Linked DNA regions of Homo sapiens: regions 2 and 3 are each linked to region 1. Evidence: chromatin contacts called from ENCODE Hi-C or POLR2A ChIA-PET data. All regions are on one chromosome and are shown on one strand. Each heading gives the region's core, a stretch centred on a gene start or an enhancer-like site at or near the end of the contact. The rest is flanking DNA. Distances are from core to core; before and after follow the strand shown.

Region 1 (4,108 bases), core at 799-3,298:
TTCTTGCCCCATTCTCCAGTCCAGTCTCCATTCCTCCCCTCCTCATGCCCGTCTTTAATGCAGATTTCTCACTCTCATTCCCTAATTCTACTCACCTTTTGCCCCCCATCTCCCTCCCCCTTTTTCCGCCGCTTTGTCTTCTTCTCCTTTTTTTCTCGGTGCTTCCTTCTTCGTTTCCGACCCGGTCCGGTTCCATATTCACTGCCCCCACTCTCTGACTTCTCCCGGTACTCATCTCGCTCAGAACCAAATTCCTCCTCACTGTCCTAAGAGAAAGAAATAAAAATAACATTTATTCATCCCTACCATTGCCAGAAACTGTTCTCAGCACATACCATATCTTACCTCTTTTAATCTTCACAACAATCCTGTGATAGTAACTAATTTTTTATCTCCTTTTTTTTTTTGGAGATGGAGTCTTGCTCTGTCACCCATGCTGGAGTGCACTGACGTGATCTCGGCTCACTGCAACCTCCACCTCCCGGGTTCAAGCGATTCTCCTGCCTCAGCCTCCTGTGTAGCTGGGATTACAGACGTACCACCGCGCCCGGCTGATTTTTGTATTTTTAGTAGAGACGGAGTTTCACCACATTGGCCAGGCTTGTCGCGAACTCCTGACCTCAAATGATCTACCCGGCTCAGCCTCCCAAAGTGCTGGGATTACAGGCGTGAGCCACTGCAACCGGCCTTTATCTACTTTTTACAGATGAGGAAACTAAGGCACAGAGAGCCAAATAAACGGCCTGGTATCCTAGACAGAGGAATGCTGGACTCTTGAATTCATACAGTCTTCCAGAGCTTGTGCTTTCAACTGCTTCTCTTTGCTGCTGAGGACACACTGACAACGAGGCTCTTCACTAGGTTGCAGTGAATGAAGTTAGGGTCCCAGATCCCTGAGATACAGGCCAACAGTGGCAGGGAAGTGGGGGGCCCGGGGGATCAAGCCTCCCTGGCTTCAGAACCCCACCCCCACACCAGTAATCAGGACCAGAGAAAATGTAGGTCTCTGAGAATGGGTCTCTTGAGCCTTGCCACAGAGTTAGGAATTCTTGACACTTACACGCTTCTTGCGTTTTCGGGGTTTTCCTGGCTTGTTCTCCTTCTGCTTCTTGGGTCCTCGTTTTCTCTTCTTCACACCCAATGCTGACGGCAGCAGCCGAATGTCATCCTTATCTTTGAAGCAAAAAGCATCAGAAAACCTAAGCCTCTAGGTTTCCAGCCTCTGAGGCCCCTCAACTTGCCCCTTCCCCACCTCGGCAGTTCCCACTCTCTAGGAAGCATTAACTCCTCCAAGCCCTGCCTCCCTTCACTGGATGCAAACAGAAAGTGTTTCGAGTACTCTGGGATGCTCTGGTTCTGAATGGGAGGTCAGGGGTCAGAAGAGAAGAGCAGCCAAACCACTCCCCTCCCTCCCCTCCTACTAACAAGAGACCAGGCTCCAGGCCATGGGCTCTGACTGTGGCAGGTCCTTTCAGTCACCGCCAGGGCTCCTCCTGCCTTCCCCCTCACTTCGCCAGCTGGCATCCTGCCCAGGAACTGGGGAAGCCATGCCCAGCTGCTGGCCTGGCCTGACCCCAGCACTTGGAGTGGGGAGACACAAGCTGGCAGCTCCCTAAGCCAGATGCTGGGGAGGGAGAGCCAAAGGTGGACACCTGGGTTCTCACACTAACACCCTGGGGCCCTGACATCCTTTTGCCAAGAGGGAGGCCTCTATTTACATTTCCTCGGATAATTACCAGGCATCCTGTCACCCCAACACAGTCCTGGAGGAAAAGAAATCCTCAGCTGGTCATTTTTACTTCTTGCCCACAGGATCACAGTGTCTGCCGCCTTCATCACACAGGAGAAAGTCTCCACAATTACCTAAATATTCCTCCTCCCAAGTAGCCTAAAACCTACCTTCAATTCTATTCCCATCTCCCTGCTCCCTTTGGGAACTAGGGGGCCATACCCTTTGTTTCCCGATCTCACCCTTCACCTCCATATTTTGTTCCAGATATCCTGACCCATTCATCTATACGCAGTATGGGAGACCCAAACAAAGATATAGGCACAGACAGACACACCCAGCATATGCCTTCTCAAAAGCACGCGCGCGCACGCGCGCACCCACACCCACACACACTCTCAGGCCCACAAATCCAGAGGATGGCCTGTACCTGCTTCAGCAGGGATAGGTCCCTGGCTTTCTCCCCAGATGTCTCTGCCAGAGGACCCCAGGCCCCCCACCCCATTATCTGTGAAGGTGTCACTCTGTGAAGGCTTGGGGAACGGAACGGAGAGTTACCCCACATAAAGGAAGACAGGATGCCCCACAGACCTGGGGCCCTGGGGCTCTGGTTCACGTCCCTCCCCTACCAAGCACTAGACTAACCAGCCAGACCTGTCTAGTACAGAGAGAGGCAGCCGATGCAAGATGGGAAAGCCTGGGCTTGGCCCAGCCCCTAGCTCTAGGACACACAATCCTTTCTCCTTCCCTCAACAGCCAACGGAAAATTAGCCACAATTAACACCAGAGGCCTCCGTTTCCACTGCCTCAGAGTCGCTGCCTCGCCTTCCTTCAGTGCCACCTTTCCTGCTAACTCCAGCATCCTGTGTCCCCTTGTGCAGGAAGACACTCTAGGACTGTGTGCGTGTGTGCAGGGGGGTGGCTGCCAGAGCCCGGGTGTGAAACGGAATGGGGACTGTAATAGGAAGTCAGCAAGGAAGGCGCCATGCCCCAGCAGCCGGCTCCCCCTGGCCCCAGGGACTTCGGTTGACTTGAACATGGAAACGCAGGCTGCCGAGGCAGTGGCAAGGGCAGGCCAACTGGCTAAGGTTCAGGGACACGGCCTCGGCCACCACCAGCCAGGGGTGGTGCACAAGCCGGTTCACTCTACTCCCCACCCCAGCGGGAGGTTCCCGAACTTGGGCAGGCGTCGGTGGCGGGAGAGGCAAAGCGAGAACGGCAAGGAAAAGCAAGGAAGGGTAATAAAGCAAATCTAAGTCCCAACCTCGGTCTCAGCAGCCACTCAATGCTGGCCTGGAGCCCAGACTCTCCCACATCCCCGGCTCGGATCTCAGGGAGGCAGGGAGGAGAGAGGCGGGGGCCGGAGGGCGCAGGGCGGAGCCTGGCCGCCCGAGCAAGCGGGAGGAGTCTCGGCCGAAGCCTCGCCTCCCGCCCGCCCCTCTCTTCTTCTAATCTCACCATCAATCTCTCACACATATATTTATTTTTTCTCAAATTCCCCTCCCTCCCCCACAACGCACCACCATAATAGGTCTGCTGCACATGCGTACTGCAGGCAGGGGGTGGGTTTGTATTTTCAGACCTTTTGCAAAGAAACTACCAGAATTTTCCGCACCACCCACAATCATTCCCCACCCCCACCCCCAAGGAATCACATCTATATATTATGTTATATTATTTCTCTCGACTTGCCAGAAGGGGGAGGGAGAAGAAATGAGTTTTTGGCTTCCTGCTCCCTTCCCCCACCAACACGACTGCTATTATTTTAAACGTTTAACAATGTAAGGAGACTGGAGAGAGGGGGAAGGGATAAAATTGGTCTTGAGTAAGAATGTAAAACAAAATGGTGAGAATCAAAGCAGTCGGAATGGAAAACAATGGAAATCTCTCCTGTGCACAAATGCATACTCTAGACAAGGAAGAGCGAGGGCAGCCTGAACAAATTTCCTTAGAGGAGGGTTCTTTTCCCCACACTTAGGTAGACAGAAATAATGAGTGTGCTAAAAATAATTTCCCGAAGTTTTACCTCCGAAAGTCATCTGAGGGGGTGTATCTGGGTCACTCATTCGACTTGGAGGGCTGAAAGGGAGATAAAAATTGCCCAGGGGGAGAGGGGAGGTGGGTTTTCATTTCAGTTGTAAAATGTAAGCAGCCTCTGACGTCTCTTCTGGTCTATTCAGAAAGCCAAGAGGGAAAGGGGAGGCCGGGTTGACACAAAGACCCATCTCAACCTCGGATCCTTTCACGCTTCTCTCCCCAACGTACCCAGATCCGGGACCCACACCACCCCACCCCAGACTCCAAGTCCCAATACAAATAGGTGAGCGCTGCCAAGCCCCTGGCAGGACCTGACGGCCTTTCTTTCCCTCTTTTCAGCGC
Region 2 (4,108 bases), core at 445-2,944, 490 kb before region 1:
CGCAGTAGCCTCCTGAGTAGGCATTCACCACACCCTGCTGTTTTGTTACTTGTTTGTTTTTTGAGATGGAGTCTCGATTGATCGCCCAGGCTGGAGTGCAATAATAGCACCATCTCAGCTCACTGCAGCCTCCGCCCCCCCAGGGTTCCAGAGATTCTCCTGCCTCAGCCTCCCAGGTAGCTGGGATTACAGGCATGTGCCACCATACCCAGCTAATTTTTGTATTTTTAGTAGAGAAGGGGTTTCACCGTGTTGGCCAGACTGGTCTCAAACTCCTGACCTCAGGTGATCCGCCTGCCTCTGCCTCCCAAAGTGCTGGGATTGGGGGCATGAACCACCGCACCCAGCCTGAAGTTACTTTGGAAACAAATATATTTGTATATGACAGCTTGTAAAACTGTAGTGAGAAGAGCAGAATCATATATTTCTCAGTGAAAAAGAAACAAATCTTATAATGAAGCACAGAAGAGGCTTTAAGAATTACTGATACCATCTTGCCTTTTCTCCTTTGTTGGTAGGAAATTAGTAAATAAGCCAGGTTTGATGGCTAAAGAGTGATTTCTGGAGTTTTTTAAAAGTTAAAATCTTTTCTTATTAGGCATCCACCTACCCCAGGTTTGGGAAATGGTATTGAATGTTGGGCTTTCCCTTGTGTTTTAGTGATTATTTAAAGCTTGGGAGTGTTTTTTTCTTATTTTTCTGCAGGTGGTTATCACTAGGCTAAAACTGGACAAAGACCGCAAAAAGATCCTCGAACGGAAAGCCAAATCTCGCCAAGTAGGAAAGGAAAAGGGCAAATACAAGGAAGAAACCATTGAGAAGATGCAGGAATAAAGTAATCTTATATACAAGCTTTGATTAAAACTTGAAACAAAGAGCCTGTGTTTTGTGTGTGGTGATTTAGGACACTCCCTAGTTTTCAGTGGATCAGTCTCTTACCTCTGATTTGTTGGTCTAAAATTTTTCTGAAATCAGGACTGATGAGATTTTTTTTATAGTGGGCAGCAGCATTTGAGGATATATCAGAAGCTGGAGGGGTGTCATTGAGAAGAAGAAGGCCTACAAGAAAAGCTAGTTGGAAACACTTCCTCTTGAACCTGTCTTTTAACTTGCTTACTATGGATAGGTTGCTATATGGACAGGCTATATTTTTTACCTTACTGCGTAAAAGTTTGTATTGCCATTGGATAGGAAGTCTTGCTTTCAATAGGATAAGAAGCTTCTGTGACTTTATAGCTTCTAGATGACTTCTTCAAGCTGTTCCTCCAGATTGAGAGGTCTCGGGTTCAGGTTATCTGATAGACCCATGGGCCCCCTTTACCTTGTTTTCTGCACAAGTGCTGGATGAGTGCCATCAAACCAAAACCTAACACGTCTTTGAGTTAAAATATAAACTAAACTGCAGCTTCGTCAGGATGAAGTGAAAAGGTGTGAGGTGGCAGCAGTGTGTGTGCTCCTGCCGTTCCTCATTTTAAGCATCTAAACAGGACACCTGAAGCCCGTTTACTTTCCAGGCTGGAGACTTGGCAACAACGTGGGAATGGGGAACGGGCCCGAGTTAAGTCACTGGCTTAGCCAAGGTCACAGCTGGCATCTGGGTGAACAGCGCTGCACGGTGTCCGCGGTGCCTCTAGGGGGCGGGGCTTCCGGCTGGCGCTGACCGGCTTCCGGCGGAGCGGGCGGGAGGTGGGGCGGAGTTGCTGCTCGGGGGCCTCTGGGTGGAGGGGGATTCAGACGCCGCGTCTGGTGTGTCCCTTTCTCCTTCCTGACCTTCCTCAGTCTGCAGCTCTTTTCTCCACCGCGCGCCCGCCTCAGCCGTTCAGCCCTGAGCTGGCGGGTGGACGGGCATGGATCCAGGCGGTGGGAGCAGTCTGCGAAGTCAGGGTAGGAAGGCTACACAAAGGAGGCGACATCCCAGCCCGGTCCTCAGGAATAAGCGGGCGTGCCCGTGTGGTGTGGACGGTGAGGGGACACTGTATTAAGTGCCTTATCTGCATTATCATTGAATCTTCATAGCAATCGATTGTGATGGGTACTGGTCATCTCCCCGGGTTGTAGATGAGGAAACTGAGGCCTCAGTAACTTTGCTTTAGTCAGTAAATGATAAGAGTCAGCAAATGAATTCCCAAGCGTAGACTCGGCCGTACCGCTGCTCTACCTTGCTAATAACGACCTACCTGTAAGCGACATTTTTGACAAAATGTCCTTTAAACATCTTTTGTGCTCAGCTCTGTATTCGTGGGCCCTCCAAAGGGGGTACAGGCAGGTAGAAGCCTCCGTCCCTACCTTATAGGTTGTATATATCTGAACTGGTCGACTAAAGATGCAAAGCGAAGTGCTCCAGTGAGTGTGGTACAGGTTGTTGAGATGAAGGAGAGATGGCAATCAGCTAAAGTTACTGAATACGTCAGGAAGGAGGCTGGTTTCAGCTGGCTGTGATTGGGAGGATCAATGCGAGGACATTCCGAGTCGGAAACAGCCAAGGCGAAGACTCACAGGTGGGTGAAGGGAGTAAACATGGCTTTGGAAATATTTCCAGTTTTCTCTGACCAACTCGTTTATCACCTAGCCGTCACATAGATCACACCAAGAAGCTGATTGATTTACGGTCACATTTCTTTCATGTTGCTTTGGAAAAGATACTGAAGCCTCGGGCAACATAATGAGACCCCGTCTCTACAAAAAAAAAAAAAAAAGAAAGAAAAGAAAAAATTAGCTGGGTCTGGTGACGCATGCCTGTAGTCCCAGCTACTTGGGAGGCTGCGGTAGGAGGATGCCTTGACCCTGGGAGCCGTGATCATGCCACTGTACTCTAGCCTGGGTGACAAAGTGAGACCCTACCCTCTCAAAAAAAAAAAAAATGAAAGAAAAAAGATATTGAAAGCTTAGAAATGTGCAGGAGTGGGCAAGTAAGATGAATAGGTTAGTAGGTCCCGACGTCCTGGGCTGCGTGCAGCCCACAGGCCACAGGTTGGACAAGCTTGATCCAAAGGAAGATGCCGCCTCTCCATCACAGCCAGTTATTGCCAGGCAGCAATGCCGCCAGTGCAGCCAGAATGTTGCCTTTTCAAGAAAGCCAGAAATCGAGGCTGGGTGCAGTGGCTCACGCCTGTAATCCCAGCACTTTGGGAGGCAGAGGCGGGTGGATCACGAGGTCAGGAGATCGAGACCATCCTGGCTAACACGGTGAAACCCCATCTCTAGTAAAAATACAAAAAATTAGCTGGGCCTGGTGGCAGGTGCCTGTAGTCCCGGCCACTCGGGAGGCTGAGGCAGGAGAATGGCGTGAACCCGGGAGGCGGAGCTGGCAGTGAGCCGGGATCGCGCCACTGCACTCCAGCCTGGATGACAGAGCAAAACTCTGTCTCAAAAAAGAAAGAAATCGAGATTTATGTGAAATCTCCCAATCTGTAAATATAGGTGAAACATTGAATTTTTTTTTTTTTTTTTTTTTTTTTTTGTGACAGAGTCTGGCTCTGTCGCCCAGGCTGGAGTGCGGAGGCACGATCTCGGCTCACTGCAAGCTCCACCTCCCGGGTTCATGTCATCCTCCTGCCTCAGCCTCCTGGGACTACAGGCGCTCGCCACCATGCCCAGCTAATTTTTTGTATTTTTGGTAGAGACGGGGTTTCCTCGTGTTAGCCAGGATGGTCTCGATCTCCTGACCTTGTAATCCGCCCACCTCCGCCTCCTAAAGTGCTGGGGTTACAGGTGTGAGCCCCCACGCCCGGCCGAATCATTCAATTTTTTTTTTTTTTTTTTTTTTTTTAGTATTTATTGATCATTCTTGGGTGTTTCTCAGAGAGGGGGATTTGGCACGGTCATAGGACAATAGTGGAGGGAAGGTCAGCAGATAAACATGTGAACAAGGGTCTCTGGTTTTCCTAGGCAGAGGACCCTGCGGCCTTCCGCAGTGTTTGTGTCCCTGGGTACTTGAGATTAGGGAGTGGTGATGACTCTTAGCGAGCATGCTGCCTTCAAGCATCTGTTTAACAAAGCACATCTTGCACTGCCCTTAATCCATTTAACCCTGAGTGGACACAGCACATGTTTCAGAGAGCACGGGGTTGGGGGTAAGGTTATAGATTAATAGCATCCCAAGGCAGAA
Region 3 (4,108 bases), core at 1,139-3,638, 290 kb before region 1:
GTAAGCCACCATTCCCGGCCTTTATTATTGTTTTAACAGAGAGAGGTGTCTCACTATGTTGCTCAGACTGGCTTCAAAGTCTTGGGTTCAAGGAATACTTCGCCTTGGCCTCCCAAAGTGCTGGGATTACAGGCATGGGCTTTTGCTTCTGGTCCCAGAGTGCATTTTCTTTTTATTTCTTTTCTTTTTTTTTGAGACGAAGTCTTGGTCTGTTTCCCAGGCGGGAGTGCAGTGGCACGATCTTGGATCACTGCAACCTCTGCCTCCCGGGTTCAAGCACTTCTCCTCCCTCAGCCTCTGGAATAGCTGGGATTAGAGGCGGGCGCCACCACACCTGGCTAACTTTTTAACTTTTTTTTTTTTTTTTTTTTCAGTAGAGATGAGGTTTCACCATGTTGGCCAGGCCGGTCTGAAACTCCTGACCTCAGGTGATCTCCCTGCCTCGGTCTCCCAAAGTGCTGGGATTACATGCCTGAGCCACCGCTCCCGGCCAATTTTTGGCCAAAGTTTCTAAAATAAAGTTTAAGGTTAAATGTCCGGCTGGGCGCGGTGGCTCATGCCTGTAATCCCAGCACTTTGCAAGGCCGAGGCTGGCGGATCACGAGGGCAGGAGATCGAGACCATCCTGGCTAACACAGTGAAACTCCGTCTCTCCTAAAAACACAAAAAATTAGCCGGGCATGGTGGCGAGCGCCTGTAGTCCCAGCTACTCAGGAGGCTGAGACGGGAGAATGGCGTGAACCCGGGAGGCCGAGCTTGCAGTGAGCCGAAATTGCGCCACTGCACTCCAGCCTGGGAGACAGAGCGAGACTCCGTCTCAGAAAAAGTAAATAAATAAAATAAAACAAAATAAATGCTCTATTTTAATAGAATTATAAATGCCCTATTTTTATAGAATTATAATTCTAGCGTTTCTTTTTTTTTTGGAGACGGAGTTGCGCTCTTGTTGCAGAGGCTGGAGTGCAATGGCGCGATCTCGGCTCACTGCAACCTCCACCTCCTGGGTTCAAGCGATTCCCATGCCTCAGCCTCCCGAATAGCTGGGATTACAGGCACGCGCCACCACGCCCGGCTAATTTTGTATTTTTAGTGGAGACAGGGTTTCAGCATGTTGGTCAGTCTGGTCTCGAGCTCCTGACCTCAGGTGATCCGCCCTCCTAGGCCTCCTAAAGCGCTGGGATTACAGGTGTGAGCCACAGTGCACAGCCCGCTTTTCCCTGTTTGTAGCGCCTATTATCTTACGGATTTATTTGTTTGCATGTCTGTTGTTGATCTCCCTGACTAGAATACCCTTACTAGGTAATCAATAAACATATACAAATATTTGTTGAAGGAATGAGAAATGCCTCTTGGGCTTGTAGTTTAGGCTGGCTAAAAGCACTGAGATGGGGAGTGGGGAGTAGGAAGAGATTGTTCTCCTGGGAGATGGGCCGGGAGGTTCCTTGAGGATGGGACTTGACTCAGCAATTAAAGAACTTTCAGATCTGCAGGGACCTGCGCTGAGGCCCAAAGGTCATGAGGTCGCCGATGATAAGAGCTTCTTGGACTGTAGCTGGGCAATGTCGGAGGCCCAGCACCTCCAAGGGACAAAGAAATCTGAGTTGAGTTTCCCTTCCAGCCGGCTCCAAGCCTCCCAGAGACGCAGGGACTGTCCCATTCCCTTCGTCCACTCCCACTCTTTCCAGCCACCTTGCTCTGCTCTTATCCCCATGCTAGTTTAAGGACGCTGGCCATTTTTTGCACTCTGCAAATCCCTCACCAAACTGAGCAAAGTAGTCTGAAAGAAATCAGTCTTCCTCAAGGAAGGTTCAGGCCTGGGGTCCTCAGACAACCAGGGGCTCCGTGACAATCTGTGACTGCAGAGCAGTCCAGGAACACCGGCCTCTCCAGGTTCGGGTCCCTTGTTTCTCAGGCCCAGCTTGGTGGGAAGCTAAAGGCATGCAGAGGAGGGGAAGGGGAGCGGGTCTGAGTCTTCGGCATGGCGGGGAACTCAGCCCGGCGTGGTGGTGGCAGCGGTCTCAAGTGATCCACAACTGGGCAGCGTAGCTGGGGCTGGGGGCCGCTCCCGGCGTGGGCAACAGCAGAAGCATTGGTGTCCCCAAGCTAGGCCAGGGTGGGTTTCCGTTCATCCGCCCTGCGTGGGCAGATCGGGCGCTGCGGGGCTGTGCCACCTCGCACCCTCTGAGGAACAAAGGGCCTGGCTGCGCGCGGGTACCCAGCCGTTAGGTTAGAAGCGCCTTCGGGTACCCCTGACCTTCGCTGGCCCTGAGAGACCCGCAGCAGCCGGAGAATGTACTGCTCGCGAGGATTTCCGAGAACGCGGCGCCGAGCCCGCGTACACGGTTACCAAGGCAACTGGGCGGTGCCTGAGCGGGCGGGAAGGAGGCGTTCGTCTAGATTTGTCGGCTTGCGGGGAGACTTCAGGAGTCGCTGTCTCTGAACTTCCAGCCTCAGAGACCGCCGCCCTTGTCCCCGAGGGCCATGGGCCGGGTCTCAGGGCTTGTGCCCTCTCGCTTCCTGACGCTCCTGGCGCATCTGGTGGTCGTCATCACCTTATTCTGGTCCCGGGTAAGACCCACGGCTGCACTCAATCCGTCCCCATTCCCATCTCTGAGTGGTCCTAGTCCTACCCTGCCCCCTCCCAGTGTCTTACCCTCTTGGGTTTTCTTGTTTCCCGCCGCCCCCAGGCCTGCCCTGCAGCCTGCCCCTTTTTCACTTCTCTTCCTGTGCCCTGCTCCCAGGACAGCAACATACAGGCCTGCCTGCCTCTCACGTTCACCCCCGAGGAGTATGACAAGCAGGACATTCAGTGAGCTCTTGGGACGGGGTGGCCAGAACGAAGAGGTGGTGGGAGTGGAGGGGTCTTAGAATAAGTCCAAAGGCCTGGGCCAGTCCACTTCCTCTCTGCAGGCTGGTGGCCGCGCTCTCTGTCACCCTGGGCCTCTTTGCAGTGGAGCTGGCCGGTTTCCTCTCAGGAGTCTCCATGTTCAACAGCACCCAGAGCCTCATCTGTATCCTTTCTGCCTGCCCACCTTTCCCACACGACCCACTTCTATCAGGACTCCCTTCAGCCACCTGACACAATAGTGTCTGCTGTAGCCAATCCTTCCAGTTCAAAGATCTTCAACGATGTGCTAAATCCTGCTGTTTACTAGGCACTTAAAATCCCAAAATGAGAGTAAAATACAGTTTTTGGCCAGGCATGTTGGCTCACGTCTGTAATCCCAGCACTGTGGGAGGCGCAGGCAGGAGGCAACATAGTGAGAACCCAAGTCTACAAAAATAATAGGAATAATAAAAACCCCACCGTTTCTTTTTACAATGAGGAGGAGGTAGATACAAATCTGTAATTCAGTGTGATAAGCACTGTGCTATAGAAGTGTGTGAAGATAGAAAGCACAGGCAGGGCGCGATGGCTCACGCATGTAATCCCAGCACTTTGGGAGGCCGAGGCAGGTGGACCACCTGAGGTCAGGAGTTCGAGACCGGCCTGACCAACATGGTGAAACCCCCGTCTCTACTAAAAATACAAAAATTAGTCGGGCGTGGCGGCGCACTCCTGTAATCCCAGCTACTCAGGAGACTGAGGAAGGAGAATTGCTTGAACCCGGGAGGCAGAGGTTGCAGTGAGCTGAGATCGTGCCACTGCACTCCAGCCAGGGCAACAGAGCAAGACTCTGTCAAAAAACAAACAAAAGATATAAAGCACAATGGGAACTCAGAAGAGGCAACGGAAGCGAGCACTGGGAACTCAGAAGAGGCAAAGGAGATGAGGCACATGGGTCAGAGAATTGTGGACCAGGAGGACCAGGACACTGGAGGCTGATTCCAGCGCATATTAAGTCGCTGTCAGCACTCCTTTGTGGCATAGCAGAAGGAGAGCCTACTCTTACCTCTCATCTGAAGGATCCAGGCTGGCCCACAGATAAGGGGTAGGGTAGCCTGAGGTCCGATCTGTGCAGTCACTTCTGGTCTCTCCTCACATGACTGTCCTAAAATTCAGAAGTCAGAGCTGCTGACTCTAGCCCTTGAAACATGGTGAGGGAGCAAGGGATGAACCTGAATGCAGATGCCAGCCCCACCACTGGCCTTTTCTGACCCATCACTG

The links. A loop is a pair of places that touch in the nucleus more often than their neighbours do. ChIA-PET counts read pairs that join two places held with the same protein, here RNA polymerase II (POLR2A). Pooled maps may share reads with other maps.
Region 2: a pooled map shows a loop between it and region 1 (4-fold over the local background). The contact joins the promoter of KRABD2 here to the promoter of CHD3 in region 1. A Hi-C loop is called at or near these places in 2 of 37 single-sample maps with no recorded cell type and 10 of 50 pooled maps. POLR2A ChIA-PET finds 5 or more read pairs at or near these places in 1 of 52 experiments (H1).
Region 3: a pooled map shows a loop between it and region 1 (5-fold over the local background). The contact joins the promoter of TMEM107 here to the promoter of CHD3 in region 1. A Hi-C loop is called at or near these places in 3 of 37 single-sample maps with no recorded cell type and 11 of 50 pooled maps. POLR2A ChIA-PET finds 5 or more read pairs at or near these places in 3 of 52 experiments (MCF 10A, activated B cell and activated naive CD4-positive, alpha-beta T cell).

Annotation. Positions count from the first base shown.
Region 1 is chr17:7,886,729-7,890,836 of GRCh38, reverse strand. CHD3 (chromodomain helicase DNA binding protein 3) reads right to left here and starts at 2,048. Exons shown (of 40, transcript NM_001005273.3): 1 at 1,737-2,048; 2 at 1,061-1,173; 3 at 96-266. The coding sequence starts at 1,836. RefSeq lists an enhancer at 1,047-1,616 and a silencer at 3,026-3,185.
Region 2 is chr17:8,374,290-8,378,397 of GRCh38, reverse strand. KRABD2 (KRAB domain containing 2) reads left to right here and starts at 1,694. Exons shown (of 2, transcript NM_001304947.3): 1 at 1,694-2,498. RPL26 (ribosomal protein L26) reads left to right here. Exons shown (of 4, transcript NM_000987.5): 4 at 706-882. The coding sequence ends at 834. RefSeq lists a silencer at 1,560-1,759 and an enhancer at 1,504-2,055.
Region 3 is chr17:8,174,660-8,178,767 of GRCh38, reverse strand. It overlaps TMEM107 (transmembrane protein 107), which reads left to right and starts at 2,388. Exons shown (of 5, transcript NM_183065.4): 1 at 2,388-2,568; 2 at 2,742-2,809; 3 at 2,911-3,011. The coding sequence starts at 2,482. It overlaps LOC105371520 (a long non-coding RNA gene), which reads right to left. Exons shown (of 4, transcript NR_188261.1): 2 at 3,894-3,992. RefSeq lists enhancers at 2,091-2,210, 1,626-2,237, 2,391-2,440, 2,511-2,600, 2,761-2,810 and 3 more.